2 separate regions of the Homo sapiens genome follow, and region 2 is linked to region 1. The links are chromatin contacts, found by Hi-C in ENCODE. All regions are on one chromosome and are shown on one strand. The core of a region is the stretch at or near the end of the contact, and the rest is flanking DNA. Distances in the headings are between cores, read along the strand shown.

The links. A loop is a pair of places that touch in the nucleus more often than their neighbours do. Pooled maps may share reads with other maps.
Region 2: a pooled map shows a loop between it and region 1 (7-fold over the local background). The contact joins the promoter of TSN here to the promoter of GYPC in region 1. A Hi-C loop is called at or near these places in 3 of 37 single-sample maps with no recorded cell type and 10 of 50 pooled maps.

The regions. Positions count from the first base shown.
Region 1 is chr2:126,654,111-126,657,931 of GRCh38, forward strand. It overlaps GYPC (glycophorin C (Gerbich blood group)), which reads left to right and starts at 2,048. Exons shown (of 4, transcript NM_002101.5): 1 at 2,048-2,202. The coding sequence starts at 2,154. RefSeq lists enhancers at 1,698-1,987, 2,781-3,620, 3,078-3,327, 3,518-3,747 and a silencer at 2,078-2,447.
Region 2 is chr2:121,754,068-121,757,888 of GRCh38, forward strand. TSN (translin) reads left to right here and starts at 1,584. Exons shown (of 6, transcript NM_004622.3): 1 at 1,584-1,778; 2 at 3,173-3,266. The coding sequence starts at 1,713. RefSeq lists an enhancer at 1,449-1,638.

The sequences.
Region 1 (3,821 bases), core at 798-3,297:
ATGCTACTTCGTTCTTGTATCTGACCTCTGCAGTTTGTGGGGCTTTCAATTTTCACTGTTTAGTTCGTTAGTTTATTAATTTTTGGCTTATTTTCTGTAAGGAATTCTCTGCAACATTTTGATGCCTTCAACCTGTCTTACCCTAAGAAATTAAGGAAATCTCTTATGATTACGTCTAAGGCCAGTAGGTTCTAAATGAGTCTGTAAAAGTGACTTCTCTAAGTGTGCTGCAATGACCTAATGACTTGTCCGTTGTTACCTGGCAGAACTTTCTGCTTCTTTCCAACTTTCCAGCTGCATTTCAGATAATTAAAGTTATTTTCTCTCAGGACAGAGGAGCGGGACTACTGTTCCACGTAGACGTATGTGTATGTATTACCAAAAAAAAAAGTTAAACTGTTAAAGTAATCACGGGTGCAGTGGCTCACGCCTGTAATCCCAGCACTTTGGAAGGCCAAGGTGGGTGGATCACCTGAGGTCGGGAGTTCGAGACCAGCCTGACCAACATGGAGAAACCCCGTCTCTACTAAAAATACAAAATTAGCCAGGCGTGGAGGCACATGCTGGTAATCCCAGCTACTCGAGAGGTTGAGGCAGGAGAATTGCTTGAACCCAGGAGGCGGAGGTTGTGGTGAGCCGAGATCACGCCGTTGGACTCCAGCCTGGGCAACAAGAGCAAAAACTCCGTCTCAGAAAAATAAATAAATAAATAAATAAAAATAAATTAATCATTACTCATTGCTGTTTATTAAATGCCTTTTCTGTTCCCACTGTGATTCTACAATCACTGCCTCTGTAAAACCCCGGAATGCAGGTGTTCTTGCCTCCATTTTATAGATGAGGAAATCAAGACTCAGGGCTTCCCCACCAGGCCAAAGGCATTCTGTGAGTAGTTTATTTCAATTCAACATGGCTGTGCTGCACATGGCAGTTGGAGTAAAGATCTATCAGCATCGGGGGTTCTTCATGATCTAACTAAAGTGAATCATGAGTGCTTTCCCACTGCGTCAAGAAGGCCTGGAGTTTGTGCAGCCCGGCTAGAGGTGAGCAAAGCCTCTGTGTTGCAAATCTCCAGGGCGCAGCCTCTCATTGTATTCAATGCAGATGACAGTCCCAAAGGCACCGCCCATACATTGTACAGACAGCTGGCCTGGCTCTCCGGATTGTGCAGGATAGGCCTTAATGGCAGAAGGTAGGGGAGAGGTGGGCGTCACAAAAGTGCTTGGGGAACTATAAAGTAAACAATGAAAAGCAGCACAGGAAGGTTCAGACATCACACAGGAGAAGCACAGGGTGTTCCCCTGGGTGGGGATTTAAAACAAGGGCCTCAAGTTCCCTGCCCTTGTCTCTGGGCAGAAGGGGCAGATAATGCTATGATACATTTTTTGTAGGTGGTGCCATTTGACTGCATTTAACCAACAAAGGTATGTATCGAAATCCACGTGGAGATTTTCATGGCAAAAGTAGAGCGAATTCACAAACTGCACTGTGTCTGGCAGCTTCAGACAAAAGCAATGGGAACAAATCACGACTCTTGTCCAGCAATTCTTCCTGTTTTGGAATGATCTTTGCTCAACAGCCCATCCATGAGTACAGGGCCCCCAAAGGCCAACAAGACAGGGACTCTCTCCAGGGACAAATGCCCCGCAGCTGAGAGAGGCCGCCCAGCTATCCAGCGGCCGCGCAGCCAGCCAAGATTTCAACACAGGTCTGCCCTATTTGGTCACCATCCCCGACAGTGCTGGGCCAGGCCATCATGTCACATTGGGGAGTTTTCCCTGCACTCCAGGGGGAATTCTCAACCACAACCTCTGTATCCGGTAGTGGCAGATGGAAAGAGAAACGGTTAGAAAAGCGTGGTTCTTGCGCAGGAAAGTTGGAGCAAAGAAGAGTTCAGAAGTGGGCGGGTGTGTGTTTAAAAAAAAAAAAGGGGGTGGAAACCCCACCAGCCAAGTCTGCAGAAAAAAAATAAATGAAGTCTGCCTATCTCCGGGCCAGAGCCCCTCCCCTCGGCCCGCGCGGGAGGAGTGTGACCCAGGTGCCGCTTCCTCTCGCCGCCGAGGGTCAGGAGCCCGGGAGCGCGACCCTCCCCCGGCCCGGCCTGGCCCGGCCTGGCCAGTCCCCGCGGTCTCTGCCCGGGCTGACGCCCAGGAATGTGGTCGACGAGAAGCCCCAACAGCACGGCGTGGCCTCTCAGCCTCGGTGAGTACCCGCCGTGGGGAAGGGTCCTGGGGACCCACTGGAGGCCGCGGCCCGCAGCAGCCAGGGGCCGAGCCACGGCCACGGACGCCCTGGTGTCCCGGTCCGTGCCGGGCCTCCAGGCGGAGGAGGCGTCCGCTGGGCTCAGATCCCCGACTCCAGCCCCGGTTCCCCGGCGCCTGGGCTGCGCGGAGTCCCTGTCCCGCGTCCCGGACCCCTACGCGCAGCCTCCACGCGCTCCGAGCTGGAGAAGCCGCCAGCCCGCCCTCCCAGGGCGTGTCGCCCGCTTTCTGTTTCTTTGTGCGGGGCATGTGAAATGTGTGGGGCCAGAATTGTCTCCCTAAAGAACAGTTAGGTGAGAGTTCACATCACAAGTTGCTTCTGTGCTGCTCCCCAGCCAGGGTCCGACCGGCCAGGCTCCGGTGAACTCCAGGCAACTCCAGCCTTGCCCAGGGACTTGCTCGCTCCGCTGGGCGCCGCAAAGGCACACAGATGCGAGGGAATCCTGCGGCCTGGATCCTTTGGGGATTTGTAATTCCTCGCTGCTGGTTTTCTCTTTTAAACCATCACGTTTTCTTGCTGAGAGGAAATCATCTGTGATGAAAGTCTTTGTAGATGCTTGGAAACATTGCTGGGCCTCTCTCTGCCCTCTTCCTCTGCCGTTGGACTTTTGCAATAAAAACTACCATTTGATTTTACCAAAAAACGTAATGTACATCCCTCTTACCCCCACCCTGCCGCGGTCTGATTCTTAGAGTCTGTCAGAGAGGAGATACCCTGAGCCTATCATGTGACAATGATACCTTATTGATATGATAATGATATGGGTATTGGAGACACCAACTCTTTTATAAGTCTTTGAAATCCAGGGGGTTGTGAGGCCTCACCCCTCACCCCGCCTGAGCTTGGAGCTTGGCGTGGAGGAGTGCTGCTTCGGTCTACGTGTGTACACGGCACTCCATGTGCCTGTGGTTGTGCTTGCGTCAGCCTGGGAGTGCGCAGGCATCAGTGGTGCTTGGGAGCGAGGCCCCTCAGTCTGCACTGGGATCATCTGCACTGCCTATAAACAAGGCAGCCTCTCTTAGCTCCAGTTTCCTCATCTGCAAAGTAGGAAAGTAGGAATAATAACAGGAGATAACTCATCCAGCAGCACGAAGTGCGTATAAATGTCCCGGCACGGAGTCTGACACATCCTAAGTGCTGGATCCGTGCTGGGCATGTTTATATAATTGCACATGAGACTGTGGTTCCCGGAGCACGTAACTTGAGCATATGTTTATGTGTGTGTATACGGCAGGTCCTGGGTTAAAGGGACAGGAGCCACTGTCATTATTCCAATTCAGTCACTGAGGAGGTGAGGCTGAGAGGCATTCTCATGTCTGAAGAGGATGGGCTTGCCTGACCCCCGCCCCCGTGCCCAGCCCAGCCCAGCAGCCCAAGCAGTTCTCCAGGACTCAGGTTTCAGACCTTCAACACTTGCCTTGGGAGACAAACAGCGGTGCAGCCCTTGCTTGCAAGCCATTCCACATTAGACTTCGGATTGATTTATGGCAGGATCCCTGCTGTGCGAGAACTGCAGGGGGGGTGGGGGGCGGCTATTTCTTGCTGCTAACTCAGGCAGG
Region 2 (3,821 bases), core at 334-2,833, 4.9 Mb before region 1:
CCAAAAAAGGCTTATTTGCATGGATGCTGGAGCTAGCAAAATAAGTAGCTAGCCTACTAAATGGTTAGAGGTTTATGTCTGGGCGCAGTGGTTGATACCTGTAATCCCAGCATTTTGAAAGGCTGAGGCAGGAGGATTTCTTGAGCCCAGGAGTTCAAGACCCGACTGGGCAACGTAATGAGACCAAAAAATGAAACAGAACAAAACAACAATAACGAAAACCACACAAGAAAAGAAAGAAACAAAAAACCAGTTAGTGGCTTGTGTGCCTAACTCTAGGTAAAACGGAGAGGTGACGAAAGTTTGTATGAGAACAAATAGGATTCTTTAGGACAGACGAATGGGTTTTGGGAGAACAAACACGAGATAAGAAAGGGTTTTTTATTTTTTTTGAGACGGAGTCTGTTGCCCAGGCTATAGTGCAGTGGTGTGATCTCGGCTAACTGCAACCTGTGCCTCCCGGGTTCAAGCGATTCTTCTGCCTCAGTCTCCCGAGTTGCCGGGATTACAGGCGCGCGCCACCACGCCCGGCTAGTTTTTGTATCTTTAGTAGAGACGGAGTTTCACCATGTTGGTCAGGCTGGTCTCGAACTCCTGACTTTGTGATCTGCCCGCCTTGGCCTCCCAAAGTGTTGGGATTACAGGTGTGAGCCACTGCGCCCGGCCGATAGTTTTTTAAAAATGTAGGTGCTAGTGGTCTTACTGTCTTCTTCATGGACATGAAATTATTCTCATATAATGAGAATTAAATATGATCCTTCATGTAAAGAGTTTAGAATAATGTCAGAAACAAAGCAAGCAATAAATTATCATTTAGTTGATAAGAATCATTCCAATTCATCTGGCGAGTGCAACACACACACACACTGTATTTGTGTATGGAATAACTGTTCAAGAACACACACACAGTATGTGTGTATGAAATAACTCTTCAAGAACAAAGGGGAAACCGTTATAGGGCATGAAAGGGGAAACCGTTATAGGGCATGGAAGGGGAATTAGGACAAGGTGTGAGTGGAAAGAGAAACATCCCACCGCACACGCTTAAAAAAGCCGTTTAATTTAAAAATAGGTAATACAGCCATACAGAGAAGACATTAAAAGATCTACACAGAAAATTTTCGCTCCCAATCCATTCCCTACTCACAGTCCTACATACGTTACTTTTATTTTCCTTTTTTTTGGAAATGCACTGGCCCCCTACTCTCTCACGAAGGCTGAACTCTCTCTACATTCTTCTGCACCTGTTTTTTGTGCATACTCTTTCGTTGTCAAATATTTCCCTCCAACTGTTGTTGTGTATGAAATAAATACACACATATAAGCTAACCAGCCCCACTTGCCCGCACCACCTACACGCCCGTCCCCGCCCTCCCTCAGGCCCACGTGCTCCGAGGGCCGCCTTCGCAGGTTGTTTCTGGCGATGCCTGTCTGAAGGCCTCAGACTGAGGCCCCGCCCACTCTCCCTCTCCTCTGCCCTTTGGACGCGCGCCTCGGTTCCGAACGCAGCGGACGGCGCCTCAGGCAGCGCGGCGGACAGCCCGTCCTCCGGCGCGCCGCGAGCCTCGGAGGACCCTAGCGACGGTCGTGGCGTAAGACCGGGGGGACGCGGCGGTAGCGGCGGCCGTTGCGATTGATTGCGCTGGTTGCCTGCGGCGTCCACTTCCTTGGCCGCCCTTGCTACACTGGCTGATTGTTGTGCAGCCGGCGCCATGTCTGTGAGCGAGATCTTCGTGGAGCTGCAGGGCTTTTTGGCTGCCGAGCAGGACATCCGAGAGGCGAGCCCCCTCCCTTCCCCATTCCCTTTGCCTTTCCATGCCTAGTTGGGCCACTTCGCCCGGCCCTCCTCTGTCGCTCAGTCTCGGGCGGTGGGGACGCCTCCGAGGGTGGGTTGCTTCCCCTCTAGCTTTAGGTTAGGCACTCCCCGCCCCCGCCCAAAATTTTGCTGCTCTGTCCTGATTCCCCGTGTTCGAGTCTCAGCTTCTCAGCATCACTTGCCTCGTTTGTGTCAGTTTTCCTTCTTTTCAGCACTTGTTTATATCGAAGGCTCGATTAGCACCTGGTCTTCAGCGAATGAGCGTTTCGTGTATTTTTGTTGGTGTCTTAAAAGCACATGTGATCTGCTTAAAACTCTCCTGTGATTTCCTATGCCACACAGGATAAAAAATCAGACTCTACTGTGGCTCACATGGTTTCTCTTCAATCTCGTTTATGCTCTCTGTCTTTGTGTATGATGTTCACTTTACCTCTTCTAGTGCCCCAAATAGCTTCCTGCCTGTTTGCTTTTCCTGGAATTTGCTTCTTTCCCGTTCTTTTCCTGATTGTCTCGTATTTATCTCATTGGCGTCACAGTCTAAGCGATCTATTTCCTGTTATGTTTTCTAGTAGCACATTAACTTTTTTTAATGTGTGTAATATTGATTATTTTAAAAAAATCTTCTCCCTCATTGTATGTTAAACCGCCAGAGGGAAGGGATTGTGTGCTTGGTTCCCCGGTATTTACACAGTGCCTCGCACATAAGTATGCTCAGTGAATATTTTAAAAATGAATTAGAGGCGGGGAGCGGCGCCTCATGCCTGTAATTCCAGCATTTTGGGAGGCCGAGGCGGCCAGATCACCTGAGGTAAGGAGTTTGAGACCAGCCTGGCCAACATGGGGAAACCCTGTCTCTACTAAAAATATAAAAGAACATTAACTGGGCATGGTTGCGCACACCTGTAATCCCAGCTACTCGGGAGGCTGAAGCAGGAGAATGGCGTGAACCCGGGAGGCGGAGGTTGCGGTGAGCTGAGATCGCGCCACTGCACTCCAGCCTGGGTGACAGAGCGAGACTCCGTCTCAAAAAAAAAAAAAAAAAGAAAAAAGAATTAGAAATACCCGACTCTTGTGTTGCATTTAACTCTTCATTTTGCAAGTTGCGTTCACACACGTCATCCATTATAATGTCCCAATTGAATACTTGGGTTTAATGGGTGGCTATTATTCTTTAAAGGGTATCTGAGGAATCTAAGGCTTTTTAGTGACTTTTTGAAGTCTTACAGAGGAAATAAGTGGAAAAGTCAGGATTCAAACTTGGTTATGATAGATCACATAAGCTATCTAATGTGTTTTGTGTGAGTGTATGACAATGATTCTGTTGAGTATCTGATTTTTATTTTTAATTCTCTCTAGGAAATCAGAAAAGTTGTACAGAGTTTAGAACAAACAGCTCGAGAGATTTTAACTCTACTGCAAGGGGTCCATCAGGGTGCTGGGTTTCAGGACAGTAAGTTCTTTGTTTTGTATCCAATTATCAGTCTCTTATTTAGAGGGAGAGTTTCTATCCAGAAGACATTTTATAATGAAAAATGGCTATCATGCTTTATGGTGAGTAAAAATTGAAGAAGTAGGTGATTTGATAATTTTGGTTGATTTTTCTTCCACTTCCACACAGTATGGTTTAAACAGAGATGTTTTCTATTGCGAGGGCATTCTACTGATGATAATTACAATTGCTTAACCCATTTCCTGTTTAGAAAAAAAAAGTGCAGCTCTCTGCCAGCACAGTATTCTCAGGGTAAGCGGGAAAAGGGTTTATTATTATTTTTTTAATTTTTTTTTTTTCTGAGACGGAGTTTCACTCTTGTTGCCCAGGCTGGAGTGCAGTGGTGCCATCTCAGCTCACTGCAACCTCCGCCTCCTGGGTTCAAGCAATTCTCCTGCCTCAGCCTCCTGAGTAGCTGGTGTTACAGGTGCCCGCCATCACGCCCAGCTACTTTTTTTTTTTTTGGTATTTTTATTAGAGATGGGGTTTCACTTTGTTGGCCAGGCTGGTCTTGCA